Linked DNA regions of Homo sapiens: region 1 is linked to region 2. A link is a loop called in an ENCODE intact Hi-C map of the cell type or tissue named here. Cell type or tissue: K562. All regions are shown on one strand.

Evidence for each region. A loop is a pair of places that touch in the nucleus more often than their neighbours do. Peaks named below come from ENCODE experiments on the same cell type or tissue, not always from the same donor. Only the 100,000 strongest peaks of a DNase experiment are listed, where the experiment ranks them.
Region 1: a loop joins it to region 2, with 2.4 times the contacts of the local background. A loop is called at or near these places in 2 of 110 quality-filtered maps.

What each region holds. Positions count from the first base shown.
Region 1 is chr5:143,188,311-143,196,310 of GRCh38, forward strand. The region is part of intron 20 of ARHGAP26 (Rho GTPase activating protein 26); the gene reads left to right. ARHGAP26-IT1 (ARHGAP26 intronic transcript 1) reads left to right here and starts at 4,190. Exons shown (of 2, transcript NR_046816.1): 1 at 4,190-4,322; 2 at 5,602-5,856. In K562, no CTCF peak of the experiment used is centred here; a DNase peak (open chromatin) is centred at 3,628.
Region 2 is chr5:143,337,602-143,345,601 of GRCh38, forward strand. All of the region lies in intron 2 of NR3C1 (nuclear receptor subfamily 3 group C member 1), which reads right to left. Among named protein-coding and RNA genes, the nearest start is that of NR3C1, 62 kb to the right of the region's middle. In K562, no CTCF peak of the experiment used is centred here; no DNase peak of the experiment used is centred here.

The DNA of each region.
Region 1 (8,000 bases), 150 kb before region 2:
ACCACAAGGCCAGAGCAGGAATAGTATTTTGAAGATATAGCTTCTTAGGCCCCAACCCTGCCATAGTCATTCAATTTCTTGCTAATGTTAGGACTTGCCATTTTGTAAAGTACATTTGATTTTCTTTCATTTTTGTAATTTTGTCATTTGTAATAGTCCTTCCCGGAGGGGAGTCTCCCTTCCTTCCTATAGTTTTCTGGGAGAATGACAGAAAATTTGAGTATATATAGTAGAGTACCATTTTGTCATGATAAGGCTGGGTGACAATGTTGGAAGAAGGAAGAGCTGACAGAGACATGCTGTGGGGTTTTGGGGATGACATTGTGGAAAGTTTACCCTCACTAACATTTCAGGTAGGTATATTTGAAAGTGTAGACTGATGATTTCTGAAGGGAACTGAATGAGCTTGTACCACTGTGACCATGAATACCGTTGCAAGTGAATTAACATAAATATACTGACAAAAAGTGAGTAGAACTTTAGAACTGTTACATCTCAGGTAGTGAAAGTGAGGGTAACCTAGAAAAAGGAGGTGTAATAACTGTAGTATCAAACAGTGTGTTGCATCCTGCAAATAGCTAGAGATGTGGCAGGTTACACAGAAGAAGAGAAGTCCCTGGGCTGTTTGTTTGGGGCTTGTGTAGTTCCCCGTTTCCAAAATGGAACAAGCGACATACTCTTTTAAGGGTGCACAGAGACTTCATTGAAAAGGCAAGCATTTGTTTCCCTAAACAGAATGACTTTTTAGCTTTACCAAGAAACAATTTCTTGCAGGAAAAGTATGTTTTGCTGTTATCAGCTACTACTGGGAATTCTGCTACAGACAGGCCAATGTTTACCACTGATCTTCTTTCCACAGTTCTTTCAAAATAGGACCCTTTCCATTAAGTTCACATAGTATTCTGGGAAAAGTCTCTGTGATTAAGCAAAGAGACTGTGAAGGAGCTTAGGCAGAAATGGGGGTTAGCTTTGTTTTAATCCTAAATGTTTAACCATAAAAAAGATGCACTTGGGCTTAAGACAGTGAGCCCTCAGCAGTCTACTTTGTTGAGATCTCGGCTCAGATGTCACCCAAAAGAAGTTGCCCTAGCCACAGAATCCAAATTACACCCACACACCCTCCCCACCCAGGCACCTGCTTTCACACTGCCTTGATTTTAGTTGATTTCATAGCTCTTAATACCACCTAAAATTATCTTCTTTGGTTGTTTACGAGTTTATTTTCTGCTTTACACACTCATAAGTAGTATTTCCTAAATTTTTTCCATTAGGATAATAATTAAAATATTATCAAAAAGCATGTACTTCCAATAAGTGTTTGTTTTTATTTACTTAATTATAAAGTGTATACCTGCCTTAGTAATTGCTATATTACACACATTAGAAAACATAAAAAATATAAATGTTATAAGAATCAGATATTTAAAATGCCAATAGGAGCTTTGATATTTTTCTCCTCCACCAGCCTGTGTTCTCGCCCACCCTACCTTGAAGCCTACTGAACTTGAATGTAAGCTGCCTGAGAGCAGAGGGCTTGCTTGGCTTGTTACCTGCTGTGTTTCCAGTGCCTACAACTGTGCCTAGCATGTACTAGGTGCTAAGTAAATATTTGATTATTAAATATTTATTGTTGAGTAGTAAACAAGGCTAAGGCACAATTCACTCTTCCAGGCTCCTAATAGCTAAGGTTTTACTACATCTTTGGAGGACAGAAGGAGGGGGGGGAAAAAAAAAAAAAGACCTGGTTTCTGGGGTTCAGAATGCCTTCCTAATACAATATGTGCTGAATAAGGATTTACTGTAATGATTCAAATCCTTCACCAAAGAGGTAATTACAGCTTCCTTGGTAAGAGCAGAGCTCAGGCAGACAGACAGGTGGTTTCTAGTTTCTCTTATAACAGATGGCACAAATGGACCAGCTTCTGAAGCTTTTTGAGGAAATTTGCTCATAAACAGTTTTAAATATTTTTCTTTTATATCTTCCAACACATGCTTCTTAAAGTAAAAATGCTTCAGTAGATTGCAGGCAAGGGCACATATTATGAATAGTGCTGCACGGGGCAGGGTGCTTGCAGTTTGCCTGAGTAGCAGATGCAGCATGTCAGGAACATAAGAGGGAGGCTCTGTGCGCCATGGTGGCTAGATATACATTGAATTTTCGAAGTGCTTAAGGAAAAAACAAAGCTGTCCACCAAGAATTTTATGATCAGCAAAACTATTCTTCTCAAATGAAAGTGAAATAAAGATATTCCCAGACAATTTCTAGAAGAAAGCATAGGAGAAAATGTGTAGGTTAGGCAAATACTTAGATTTAACATCAAAAGCACAATTTAAAAAGAAAAAAATTAACAAATTGAACTTGACCAAAATTAAAAATGTTTGCCCTTCAAAAGACACCACTGAAAAAATGAGAGGACAAGCCACACACTGGGAAAATATATTTGCAAATATTATCACTAATAAAGAACTTGTATCCAGAATCTATGCAGAAATCTTACTACTCAATAAGAACATGGTGTCCATAGAATGGAATAGAATTCAGTAATAAACATGAATTGACTACTTATACACGCCAGAACATGGGTGAACTTCAGAAAACATGCTAAATGAAATGTCAGACACAAAAGACCACACAATATGCAATTCCACTTTTGTGAAATATCTAGAAAAGGCAGATCTCTAGAGTTAGAATGCAGATCAGTGGTTGCCTGTGGCTGAGCATGGGAGCAGGGCTTAACTGCAAATGGCAGGAAGGACCTTTTTGGGGTGATGGTGGCATTATAAAACTGAATATGGATGATGCTTGCACAGCTCCATCAGTATTCTAAAAGTTGTACACTTAAGTAAGGCAGATAAATTTCATGGTATATAAATTATACCTCAATAAAGCTGTTTTAAACTCTCCCAGGAGTACAAAGCATTCCTTAAATGTTGATAACTGTTGTTGTTTTTATTATTCTGTAGGTAGTGTAGACAAATGATACCAAAATTAAGAGAGAAACATTAAATGACTGTGTACACCTTGCTTGAGTGGACAAATATGCTTTTCATTCATTAAATTGGCTCTTCCAAATAATTAAGTAGATCTTGGGAAAATATATGCCACACTTTTACAAGAGGGTATAAAAGGATTAGTGGCCGAGAACAGAAATTTCCAAAATGTGAGCTGTGTGACACTGAGATAGCTGAAATAGCTTTAAGTGGTGCTTGGGTGAACTTTATTCTATATACTAATAATAATGAGATATTATTTGCAATGGGCTAAAGTAGACATTTGTTAAAGAGATCAATCTAAAGAAAATATTAAGAAAATATGTATTAAAATTACATGTGATACACAGATGTGACAAACGTCATGAAGGTGGGACACTCATGACTGAGTTTGGGCGCCACCACCCAGTAGCCAGGAGCAAGAACAATGCCAGTGGGTGGCTGAGAATGAATACTGAAACACAGGCATTCATCCAAGTTTATGCCCAATGTGCCTGTCTCCCTCCCAACCAGAAATGAAATGTCTGAATGTCCCCTTCCATCGTATTTGTCAGGCCTGTCTTAGGCAAGCCGACAAGTGGCCATATGTGGAGCTGTCGTGACAACACCAGAATGAGAGCTGTACCGTTTTATGACATCAGATAATTCTGACTCAGAAATGTCTGCCTTCCCTGTCTGCCAGCAGTCTTACCCTTGGTTTCTGGTAGATCCATTTCCATTCTTTTAACTATTTACTTGATCCTGTGGAGTCTTTCTTAAAAATACAGTCTTTAGATATTGTCAGTTCTAAGCATTCACAGTGTGCAAGAGATAAAAGAGGGATAAGACAACTGCAATTCAATGTAGCATCAAGACGGGAAGAAAAACACAGCCCTTGAAGATTCCAAGGAGAAAGATCTAACTCACTGGAGAAAGATCAAACTCATCGTGATATCAAAGAAGCCTGAGGAAGGAGGTCGCATTTGAAATGGGCTTTGAGTGGCGGATGAGCAGTGGTTACAGGAAAGGGAAAGGCATTTCAGATGGGAACAGCAGCACCAGCAGGAACATGGAGGTGCAAAAGGTTAAAGCATACTCATGGCACAAGTAAAGCCATTTGTTTAGAACAGGGGTAGGCAAACCAAGGCCCACAGGCCACATCCAGCCAGGTGCCTGCTTGCTCTATGGCTTGTGAGAAAAGAGTGTTTTTCCATTGTTACATTTTAAATGGTTATATAAGTAGCTAAATAATATTCTCAGTTTTGCCTCTTGGCCTGCAATGTCTAAACTATTTACTTTATGGCCCCTTAAGAAAAAGTTTGCTGACTTGGAGACCCCTGGGGACTTTGAAGGCAAGTAATGAGTACTGAGAGGGGAGTTGGGGCTCTATTGTGAAACGCCTTGGAATGAGGAAACCCAGCTAGCTTAAGGGAAAAAAATGGAAGTCATAAGCTGACATTTTGGGAAGTCTCATGGTGGATCTAACCCTCAGCACATTTGGATTTAAGAGCCCAAATTATCATTTTGCTTGGCTCTTCTTCCCTCTTTTTTTTTCATGTTAACTTCATTTGCAGACAGATGTTGGCCATGTAACATGAAAAAAGATCTCTGGTCACCCTAAGCCAATACATTTTATTGTTGGATCCAGAAAGAAGAGCATTCATATGCAGTAGGCGCTCCTCATCTACGGTTTTGCTTTCCTTGGCTTCAGTTACTTATGGTCAATGACTGTCTGAAAATATTAAATGAAAAATTATAAAAACAAATAATTTGTAAGTTTTAAACTTCATAGCATTCCAAGTAGCATGATGAAGTCTTGCTCCCCACATGATGAAGTCCTGCTCCCCGGGACAGGAATCATCCCTTTGCCACACTGTGGACACTGGCCACCCTTTAGTTGTTTAGTAGCTACCTCAGTTATCAGATTGACTCCAGGTATTACAGTGCTTATTTTCTTTTCTTTTTTTTTTTTTTTTTTTTTTTTTGAGGCAGAGTCTCGCTCTGTCACCCAGGCTGGAGTGCAGTGGCACGATCTCGGCTCACTGCAACCTCCGCCTCCCAGGTTCAAGCGATTCTCCTGCCTTAGCCTCTTGAATAGCTGCGATCACAGGTATACAGCCACCAAACCTGGCTAATTTTTGTATTTTTAGTAAAGGTGGGGTTTCACCATGTTGGCCAGGCTGGTCTCGAACTCCTGAGCTCGGGTGATCTACCCACCTTGGCCTACCACAAGTGCTGGGATTACAGGCGTGAGCCACCATGCCCCGGCCTACAGTGCTTATGTTCAAGTAACCCTTACTTTACTTAACAGTGGCCCCAAAGTCCAAGAGTGGTAATGCTGGCAATTTGCATATGCTAAAGAGAAGCCGTAAAGTGCTTCCTGTAAGTGAAAAGGTGAAAGTTACTGACTTAAGGAAGGGAAAATATATGCTGAGGCTGCTACGGTTTATGGTACAGTAAGATATTTTGAGACATTACATTCACATAATTTTCATTATATTGTTATAATTGTTTTATCATTGTAGTTGTTCATCTCTTATTATGCTTAAATGTATAAATTAAACTTTACCATAGATATATACATATAAAAAACATAGTATATACATAGTTTGGTACTATCCACGGTTTCAGGCATCCACTGGGCATCTTGGAACATAACCACCGAGGATAAGGGGGCACTACTTTGTTAGACTCCACAGATGAACAAGGGTCAGTTGTCCACACTGACCACTGTGGCCAGCCTGGATCACATGCCTGCCCTGCAGTGAAATCAGCAGGACACTGGACTCACCTGGGTCACTTAGGATGGAAAAGAACTTCTCCAAGTGAACCAGAAGAAGGGGAATGCAAAAATTCTAGAATAAACTGTAACTACATATTCCAGTCTGCCAGAGTAAGGAATTTATTCTACATTCGTTAAGTAATGAGAAATTTATGAGCAGGAAAATGCTCTTCATTCAACAACATTCAACAAATATTTATTAAGCTATGTCTTTAGCAGGTGTTTGTACTTACAGTGCACAGTAGGATGGACTGGAATGGTAAAAGGTAAAGAAAACAGGCTGGAGATTCTTATAATAGTCTAGGTGAGAAGGCCTTATCCTATGAGCAATGGGGAAGCATTGAAGTGTTTTAAGCAGAGAAATGATGTAATCATCAGATTTGAATTTCGAAATGTTCACCAAGAATAGTTCTCTTAAGTTAAGCATTTATGTATGAAACCTTTTTGCACTATAAGTTTGCTTAGTAACTTGTAGATTATCCAGAGTAAATTTGGATCCACCTCAGATTTGGAAAAAAAAAAAAATTTTGTGAGATCAGAATTGTGTTTTGCCATGTCCATTTTTCATTGACTTCTCTGTGGATATTTGGTTTTGAAGGACAAGAACTAGAAGAGAATATAAAAATGATTTTCCTTCAATTTGTTTTTATTCACAGATGGTGAAACTCTTTTTCTCCAGCGGAAAGGGTGATTTTGCTGGAAAATCATTTAAAGTTTTTTCCAGTCAAGTCAATAAGCTCCTCAGAACCAAATGAACAAGGGGTAAAAATCACCATGAGGCTTAGTAAGATTACATTCCTCCATGGCAGCCTGCGCCAGCCATTGTGGAGGGCCAGCGGGAACACAGGGAGAGTGTCAGGTTTGTGAATGGTCACGCTGAAGGAGCAGGGCCAGGTGTGGAAGATATAAATGGAGTAGAGAAGAAGCTTGAACAGATTAAAATCAGATCAGAGACAATTTTCCACATGTTTAGACTACTAAATAAGCACCAGAATTAGAGGGAAGGCTGCTACTCGCTTGGAGGGAAAGAAAGAGACTTGGAGACTTTTAGCCTTTTCATCAAAGTTCATCTCTCTTTCTCTCTCTGTCTCATCTGCCTTTCATGGTATCCGGACCAAGGTTCGTGCATTTGCAAGAGTTTAACTTAATCATCCTGGACATTGTCCTTGCAGAAGTGCTGCTTCTATTGCTGAAAAGTCCTGAACATAGTGAAATATTATAGTAGGCTCCTTACTCAAGGAATCTCCTCTCCAGGGTTACCTGTAAGCTGAAATGCCTTGGGCCACTGCTGCTAATTTTAGTTACTCCTTTGTTTTCAGCAGTGGACATTTAGATTCTTATTAAATCTTTTTCCTCCCCCTAGTCCAAACAGGAAATATTCCCTGAAAGTAGACCATACAGGAAAGTATGCCAGAGAGCCAATGCCCCTCAGCCTGTGTTGTTAACATGTTGTGCAGCTTACTCAGAATGCTACATCAGAGACATCCTCCTTGACGTCCCCCTACCCCAGGTAAAAGGAAGAGACCATTGATTTACTGTAATAAGTTTCCCAAAATAAAAAAGTCTCTAAAAGAGTCAACATAATTTCTCAGTGCAGTAGGCAGAGAAACAGTACAAGTTGGGAGCTGCCAACTGTATTATGCAACCTAAACCGTGGATTGGTGCAACAAAGGCTGAACTATCATTTTGCCTCTATTAAACATCCTTCTTCTATGGAGTAAAAGTTGTAGTTTGGGTGGCTGGGGAGACTTTTTTTTTTTTGTAATATTTATTAAGTTGTGGTTATAAAAGTAACATGTTAATTGCAAAAATATGTTTTAAAAGCACAAAAACTTTGCGTATGGGAACAAGGGATATAGGGGAATTCTGTACTTTCTGCTCAATTTTGCTGTGAACCTCAAGCGACTCTAAAAAAATAAAGCTATTTAAAAGTTACCTTTAATCTCATCACCCAGGGAATGCTACTAATATGTTAAGGTACTTACTGTTCATATGTTTTAAGATAGGCTTGAACGTGTATTAAAAAGTACATGAAATATAAATGTACGTCTTAACAAATTATTATTTAGCAAACACCCCCTAAATAATACTAAATTATTATTTAGTAACCACCCCCTCACCCCCCACTGGTTAAGAACTGCAGCCTTGCTGGTGTCCACATCTCTTGCTTTCTCCTCCCCCATCACAGTCCTCTTCTTCCCCACAAGGGCTCTAATCTCATGTTTATGGCAATCAATTAGTTTTTATT
Region 2 (8,000 bases):
TTATAAACATCCATATATCTTATCTCTGAGGATATAATTCTATACAGCAATGAATAAACGACAGCTGTACACTACAACATGAATGAATCCTACAATGTTGAATGAAAAAAGCAAGATGCAAAATGACATATATAATATTCTATTCACATAAAATTCATATACATATGATATTCTATTAACATGGAATTCAAAATATACAAACTGAGTTATATTGTTTAAGGATGTTTATATAGGTAGTAAGAAAAACAAGAAAACAACGATCACATTTGTCAGGGCAGTGGTTACCTCTGGGGAGGAGGAACAAAATAGGATTTGTAAACTTATATGGTCATACTGGAGGCCTCCAAGGTATTGGCAATATTCTATTTCTTGCCCTGGTTGGTAATTACACACTGCTAGCTTTATTATTATTATTTTTCATTAAATTGTATGTATGGTCATGCACGACATAAATTTCAGTCAATGATGGACAGCATTTATAGTGATGGTCCCATAAAATTATAATGGAGCTGAAAAAGTCCTATCACTTAGCTGCAGCTGTGCATTGTAATACAACACCATGCTTATGTTTGTGGTGATGCTGGTATAAACAAACCTACCGTGCTACCAGTTATAGAAAAGTACAGCAAATACAACTGTGTACAGTACATAATACTCGATAATGATAATAAATGACTATGTTGGTGGTTTATGTATTTACTGTATTATACTTTTTTCATTATTTTAGAGTGTACTTCTTGTCCTTTTTTTTTTTTGTTAACTGTCAAACACTCTCAGCCAGGTCTTTCAGTAGGTATATCAGAAAAAGGCACTGTTATCACAGAAAACGACAGCTCTGTGTTTGTTATTGCCCCTGAAGGCCTTCCAGTGGGATAACATGTGAAGGTTGAACACTGATGACACTGACTTTGTATAGGCCTAGGTTAATGTGTGTGTTTGTGTATTAGTTTTTAGTAACAGTTTTAAAAATAAAAACATCTTAAAAATGGAAAAAAGCTTACAGAAGAAGGACATAAAATTTTCTTTACAGCTGTACAATGTGTGTGTTTTAAGCTAAGTGTTACTAAAAAGGAGTCAAAATGTTAAAAAAATTAAAAGTTTACAAAGTAAAAAAGTTACAGTAGGCTAAGGTTAATTTATTATTGAAGAAAATTTTTCTATAAATTTAGTGTAGCCTAAGTCTACAGAGTTTACACTACAGTAGACTTCATATAATAAATGTCCTAGGCCTTCACATTCACTCACTACTCAATGACTCACAGCAACTTCCAATCCTGGAAGCCCTATTCACAGTAAGCACCTATACAGGTGTACTATTTTTTTCCTCTTTTATATTGTATTTTTATTGTACCTTTTCTATGTTTAGATACATAAATACTTACCGATGTATTAGAGGTGCCTGCAGTGTTCAGTACAGTAACATGCTGTAAGTTTGTGGCCTGGAAGCAACAGCTATACCATATGGTCCAGGTGTACTGTAGGACATACCATTCAGATTTGTGTAAGTTCACTCTATGATGTCTGCACAATGATGACATCGCCTAATGATGCATTTCTCAGAACCTATCTCTGTTGTTAAGCAATACATGACTGCATATTTGTTTTGTTCATTCTCATGTACATATGCTTGTTTCACAGTAAAAAAAAATGTAACTCAAAATAAAAAATAGAAAAAGAAACAGATAGCATGACCTCCCCTACTCCAGTCTTTGATGATTTCTTACCTTTTGTTGTCTACATTTTCTCTTTCTAGAACTCCTAAGCTGGTTCTCTAATTCTCTTATCTTCTCCCCTATTTTACATTGCTGTCTTTTTGCTCTTATTTCTGGGATATTTTCTTACTTTTATCTTTCAATCCTTCAACTGAGCTTTTCATTTATGTTATCATCCTTTTAACTTTCAAGAGTTTAGTTTTATTCTCTGAATGTTCCCTTTTTCAAAATCCTTTAATTTGATAAATGCATTATTTTTCTTATTTCTGAGGATATAAGTAATAGGTTTGAGGGAAGTTTCCTTATCCAAGATGACTGCTCTGTTGTTTGTTCTGATCTCTGTCCTGAAGCTAGAAGCTCTCCCCTTCCTTTCACCCTATCCTTCTCCTCCTTCCTTCTAGGCTGAGGGTTGGTGGGGCTCCGGACTAAAGGATTCCAGACACAGCTGAGAGTAGAAATATCTTAAAAACAAAAGGAAGTTTAAGTGAGCCATTACATACCAAATTATTAATGGCATTCATTCAGTTGAAGAACACAGAGAAAAAGAAGAATGAAGAAAAATTAACAGAACTTCATGGACCTGAGAGACAGTATCAAATGGCCTTACATATGAATGGAGTCCCAGAAGGGGAAGACAATGAAAATTCAAGAGAAAGATAATGAAGACATAATGACTAGAATTAGTTAATTTAGCATGGTCACAGGACACAATATTTTTAAAACATTCTATATATGCGACAAACAATTGGAAAATAAAATTTATATTAATATAATTTAATAACTAGCAAAACACATATACACAATAGATATGGGACAAAAGATGTGCAAGAGCTTTACAGGAAAAATGAGAAAATATTGCTGAAAGGAACTAAAGATCTGAAAATATTGTTGAAATAAACTAAATATCTGACTAAATGGAGAGATATACAGTGTTCCTGGATTGGAAGACTCAATATAGACTCAATCCCCAAATTGAAGTCTCTTATACCCAAATTGATTTAATTTCAATGCAATACCAATCATAATCCCAGCAGGCTTTTTTTGTGTGTGTATAGAAATTGACAGGCTGACTCTAAAATTTATAGGGAATACAAAGGACCTGGAAGAACCTTAGACTTTGGCCCTGCCTTCTGGGGAAGGGTTAGTTATCTCTTTAAAGATGATTTTTTTTTTTTTTTTTTTTTTTTGAGACAGAGTCTCGCTCTGTCGCCCAGGCTGGAGTCCAATGGCACAATCTTGGCTCACTGCAACCTCCGCCTCCTGGGTTGAAGAGATTCCCCTGCCTCAGCCTCCCGAGTAGCTGGGATTACAGGTGCGCGCCACCACGCCCAGCTATTTTTTGTATTTTTAGTAGAGACAGGGTTTCACCATGTTGGCCAGGCTGGTCTTGAACTCCTGACCTCGTGATCCGCCCGGCTTGGCCTCCCAAAGTGCTGGGGTTACAGACATGGGCCACCACACCCGGCCAAAAGGCGATATTTTTTAAAACACATCAATTGATTTACCAAATATATATTTTTAAACTTTTAGGCTTGGGGATACATGTGAGGGTTCGTTAAATAGGTAAACACATGTCACGGGGGCTTGTTGTACATATTATTTCATCACCCAGATATTAGGCCCAGTACCCAATAGTTGTATCTTTTCTGCTCCTCTCCCTCCTCCCACCCTCAGTACCAGGAATTAAATATGAATAATGAAGGTAGCTCAGCCAATAAAACTGAATCAGTTCTTCAGTCTGTGGGCAAACACAAAATTCTTCTTTCAGAGGTTTGATAAGCTGTTGTAGTTTCGAAATGATCCAAATAATAACTTACATGACTTGATTTATTAAGAAGCCTGAAATATATTAAACAAATCACAGCTCCAAAGAATGAACAATAGGATAATGGAATGTTAAAGGAAAACAAACCAATTTAAAGGAAATTTCCATCTGCAAAAGGCTTAGTAGGATCTGCTAACTCAGAATCAGGAGTGTTCTTTAATTTATGAGGTTCTCATTTCAGTACTTTAAAAAATTAACGGTAAATGGCCCCATGGCTTATAGCAAAAGGAGACATTCTATTTAAGCAAAGTTATTAGAACAATGGTGATTGTGAGAAGAGCTGAAAACAAAAGTCAGTCACTCAGCAACTAGAATGCCAGAAAGAAAAAAGAAAAGACAAAAATAGAAATACATCTACCACTGGTCCTTTCAGGACATCTGGATACATGGCTCATAACTACCCCAAGTAACATCCCTTTCAAACACAAGAAGAGAAGTCTTCTAACTGCCAAAACTGTTCTAACAGAACATGTGTATCATATCCTAATTAGTATTAGCATATTTTTTGACCACCAGAAAGTTGAAAGTGAAATGATGTTATTTAATATAAACCTGTTCTTAAATAATACTTCTCCTAAGAATATTTTTTAGTTATTAAAATAGAATTTTGGGGAAAGAAAAGACCCACTTCAAATACTCTGTGGTCAAATATAAAATTATAATTTACAACAGATAATATATTCAAATGCCCTCAAATTTTATTATGAATTGAACTGAAATATTAGTACTATGGGCTTAACATCAATAATTTTATAGCAAAGAAAATACAGAGAGGGAGGAGGGGCAAAATGAATGTCTTTTTATCACATGTCCTGACTCACTTCTACTGGTGCTTGTCCAGGATGATGCAATTATTGAATCATAAGCTGTTCCACTGATGCCATGTTCAAAATGACAAGTCTCAGTCTCTCAGACTTTCAACAAGAATCTACGACAGCCACAGTCAAAACAGTATGAATAACAAAAAGGTGCCATGCAGGTGTTTCACAGAAAAAAAAAAACCAAGAAACTATTACATTTTAAGAATTAAAATTTCTTTCCTTCTGGTTACTTCGTTTAGTCTGTTCATTTTTTATGATCATACTATAATGACGGAGGCTAACTCTTGCTTAGTACGTGGCAGGCACTATGCCAAATCATCTACAGGAATTATCTTGGTTATTTTAATCTTGGCAACATCTCTGAGAATGGGTTCTATTAATATCCCCACTTAAGGGATAAGGAAACTGAGGCTTAGAAGGTCTACTGTCCAAGGTCACCAAGGTGGTGGCTCTGTGAGAACTGGAATCTAGATTCTCAGACCTCCAGGGGAGGAGTTTACTCAATGCATTCTGTTGTTGCTCTCCATATTGATGACATATCAATGACATTTATTATGGAAAAACATTTGCTGAATCAATTTAAGAGAAGTTGGAAATGTCAGTAAAAACCTTCATAGCAGTATGAGAATATGTTTCCAAAAACCAGGAGAAGGAGATGCCCCAAAATGTTTTAAGAAGGAATCAGAAAGTCCTGAGCAAGGAAGCATCGAAAAATGATCGAGTTCCTAGCCAGGAGCCAGGAAATGTGCTTTGTAATTGGAATTATAACTGCCCTGAGTAAAACAGATTGTGTTTTCATGAAGCTTCAACAGCTCATTGTAGGAGACATACAAGGAAAAGGCCAGTTAAAATACACTGTGATTCATGCCGCCATGTGAGAATATCAAAGGACCTTTAGACATAGAGAGGTGTCAGAGAAGTCTTCTGATTTGCTACGAGCTGGAAAGGTAAGTAGAGAGGGAAGTCGAGGAAGAGAAGACAGTCATGTGTGAAGTTTCCTGGCACCCAGAGTATAGCTCTTTTAGGGGAACCCAAAGACAACAGAAGATGACAAAAAAATATACTAAATAACACTAGAAAACACTGTCCAACCAAGGTTCTAAGTGATCTGAAAGTCACAGGTTAAATTTCATAAGGACAAATATAAGATAGCATCTAGGGAATGGAAAGTGACAAGCACAATGGTCATACTGCCTTTTCATATTTAGAATGGCACAGTATTCTAGTGCAATGCAGAGCCCAGAACTAGGAAATGGGCAACTACTGGGATTCCAGATATCTTTCTATCACCAACTCACAGGGTGACAATCAACAGCTCTTTCAGCTTCCCTGGGTTTCGGCTCCCTCTTTGGTAACTCATGGATAAAGCTAATTGTCTAGCAGGAGGCAGGTTGCTTGACCTGATAGTCTCCTCGGGACTTTCTAAAATCAATGACTCTCTAACTCAGATACATGATGGCTAACAACCAGGGATGAACAACAATACTATCTTAATGAGAACCACTAATAGAAATTAACACTATGTGTGAGGTAGGTACTATTATTATCCCCATTATATAGACAAAGAAAAATGCAAACTCAGAGAAGTTAAATTATCTGCACAATTTCATATAACTAGCCATTAGTGGAGTCAGAGTTCTCTTTCAGGCATCCCAGCTACAGAGTCCATATCCCTAACCATCAGAATATGCCATATGCTTCCTCTTTCTTACAAGTTGCAATATTCCCAGTATTGTTACTCTGTGTGTATTTATGATACGTAACTTTTTAATCTTCATAATATTCTTGGAAGGTGTTATTCCCATTCAGAGATGAAATCAAAACCTTGAGAGTTCCTACAGGGATTTAGTTGTGGCACTGGGCCTAGATTTTATCATGACCTCTATCACTATGCTCTTTCAAATACAGCAAATTATAGAGATTAAATAAACCAGCATCATAGATAAATGAACTGCAAATCTCATTCACTCAATTTTTTGTCATCAATTAATTTATAAAAAGAATATTAGTATTAACAAAAGATATTTTACTTTTATAAATCAGTCACTGTCAGCTATTTTTTTTTCTAAATTGTAGAATTTTACTAATTATGTTCCTTTTGGACTGTATAAGATGTAGCACCTTTAAGTTATTTAACTATGACATAGTGCTTAGAATTTAAACATTTTTAAACATTATATTTTGCTATGGCTCATTTGGAAAATCTAAGCTTTAAAAAGACTAAGACAAATTAGGTAAGAGAGAAAAAGTAGACTCCCAACAATTTTTCATACCCATATCGTACAAAAGTTTGCTTTTCTAATATTATAAAGCCAATTCTTAAATTTTATTTCAGCATGTCCTGATAGTACACAGGTGAAACCAAACAACCACCACATCAAAATAATAGCAAAGACAACAACTAATACTAATTAGTTATTATGGTCTAAGTACTTTATTAATTCTAATTCTTACAAAAACCTTATGCATTATTACTAGCCCCATTTTATGAATGAGGACATTTAAGCTCAGAAAGGGTTGCTAACTTTCCCAAAGAAAGTCACACAACTAGAAAATAGCCATACGGCAGGTCTTTGAATAATGTTTTGTTCAACATTGTTTTAACGTTGATGAGAAAAAAAAAATGATGCTGACTGGGCGCGGTAGCTCACGCCTGTAATCCCATCACTTTGGGAGGCCAAGGCGGGTGGATCACCTGAGGTCAGGAGTTCCAGACCAGCTTGGCCAACATGGTGAAACCTTGTCTCTACTAAAAATACAAAAATTAGCCAGGTGTGGTGGCGGGCGCCTGTAATCCCAGCTACTTGGGAGGCTGAGGCAGGAGAAACTCTTGAACCCGGGAGGTGGAGGTTGTAGTGAGCTGAGATCACACCACTGCACTGCAATCCAGCCTGGGTGACAGAGTGAGACTCCATGCCCCACCCTCACCCCCCACAAAAAAAAGAAAAAAAACTGATGCCTGCCCAGCTCTGTCCAGGGCCACTGTCTGTGTAGAGTTGGCTCGTTCTTCCCATGTCTGTGTAGTTTTTCTCCAGATACTTCGCTTTCCTCCCACATCCCGAAGCTGTGTGTGATACGGTAACTGGCATGTCTGAAGGGTCCCAGTTTGAGTGTGAGTGTGCATTTGAGTGCACCCTACAATGGGGTGGCGTCCTGTCTATAGGGTCAGTTGCTCTGAGCTATGAGTATAAGCTGCAGGCCCCCTGGACCCTGAACTGGAATGAACACATTGGAAAATGAATGAATACAAATTATTATTATTGTTTTTTGAGACAGAGTCTAGCTCTGTCACCAGGCCGGAGTGCAGGGGCACAATCTCGGCTTACTGCAACCTCCACCTCCCAGGTTCAAGCAATTCTCCTGCCTCAGCCTCCCAAATAGCTGGGATTACAGGTGTGTACCACCACACCTGGCTAATTTTTGTATTTTTAGTAGAGATGGGGATTCCCCATGTTGGTCAGGCTGGTGTTGAACTCCTGACCTCCAGTGACCCGCCTGCCTTGGCCTCCCAAAGTGCCGGGATTACAGACGTGAGCCACTGTGCCTGGCCTACAAATTAATATAAAATGAAAATTCATAAAGTCTGCGATAATCATTCAAATGCATGACAATAAACAGTGCAGTTTAAAAATGCTCAGCAAG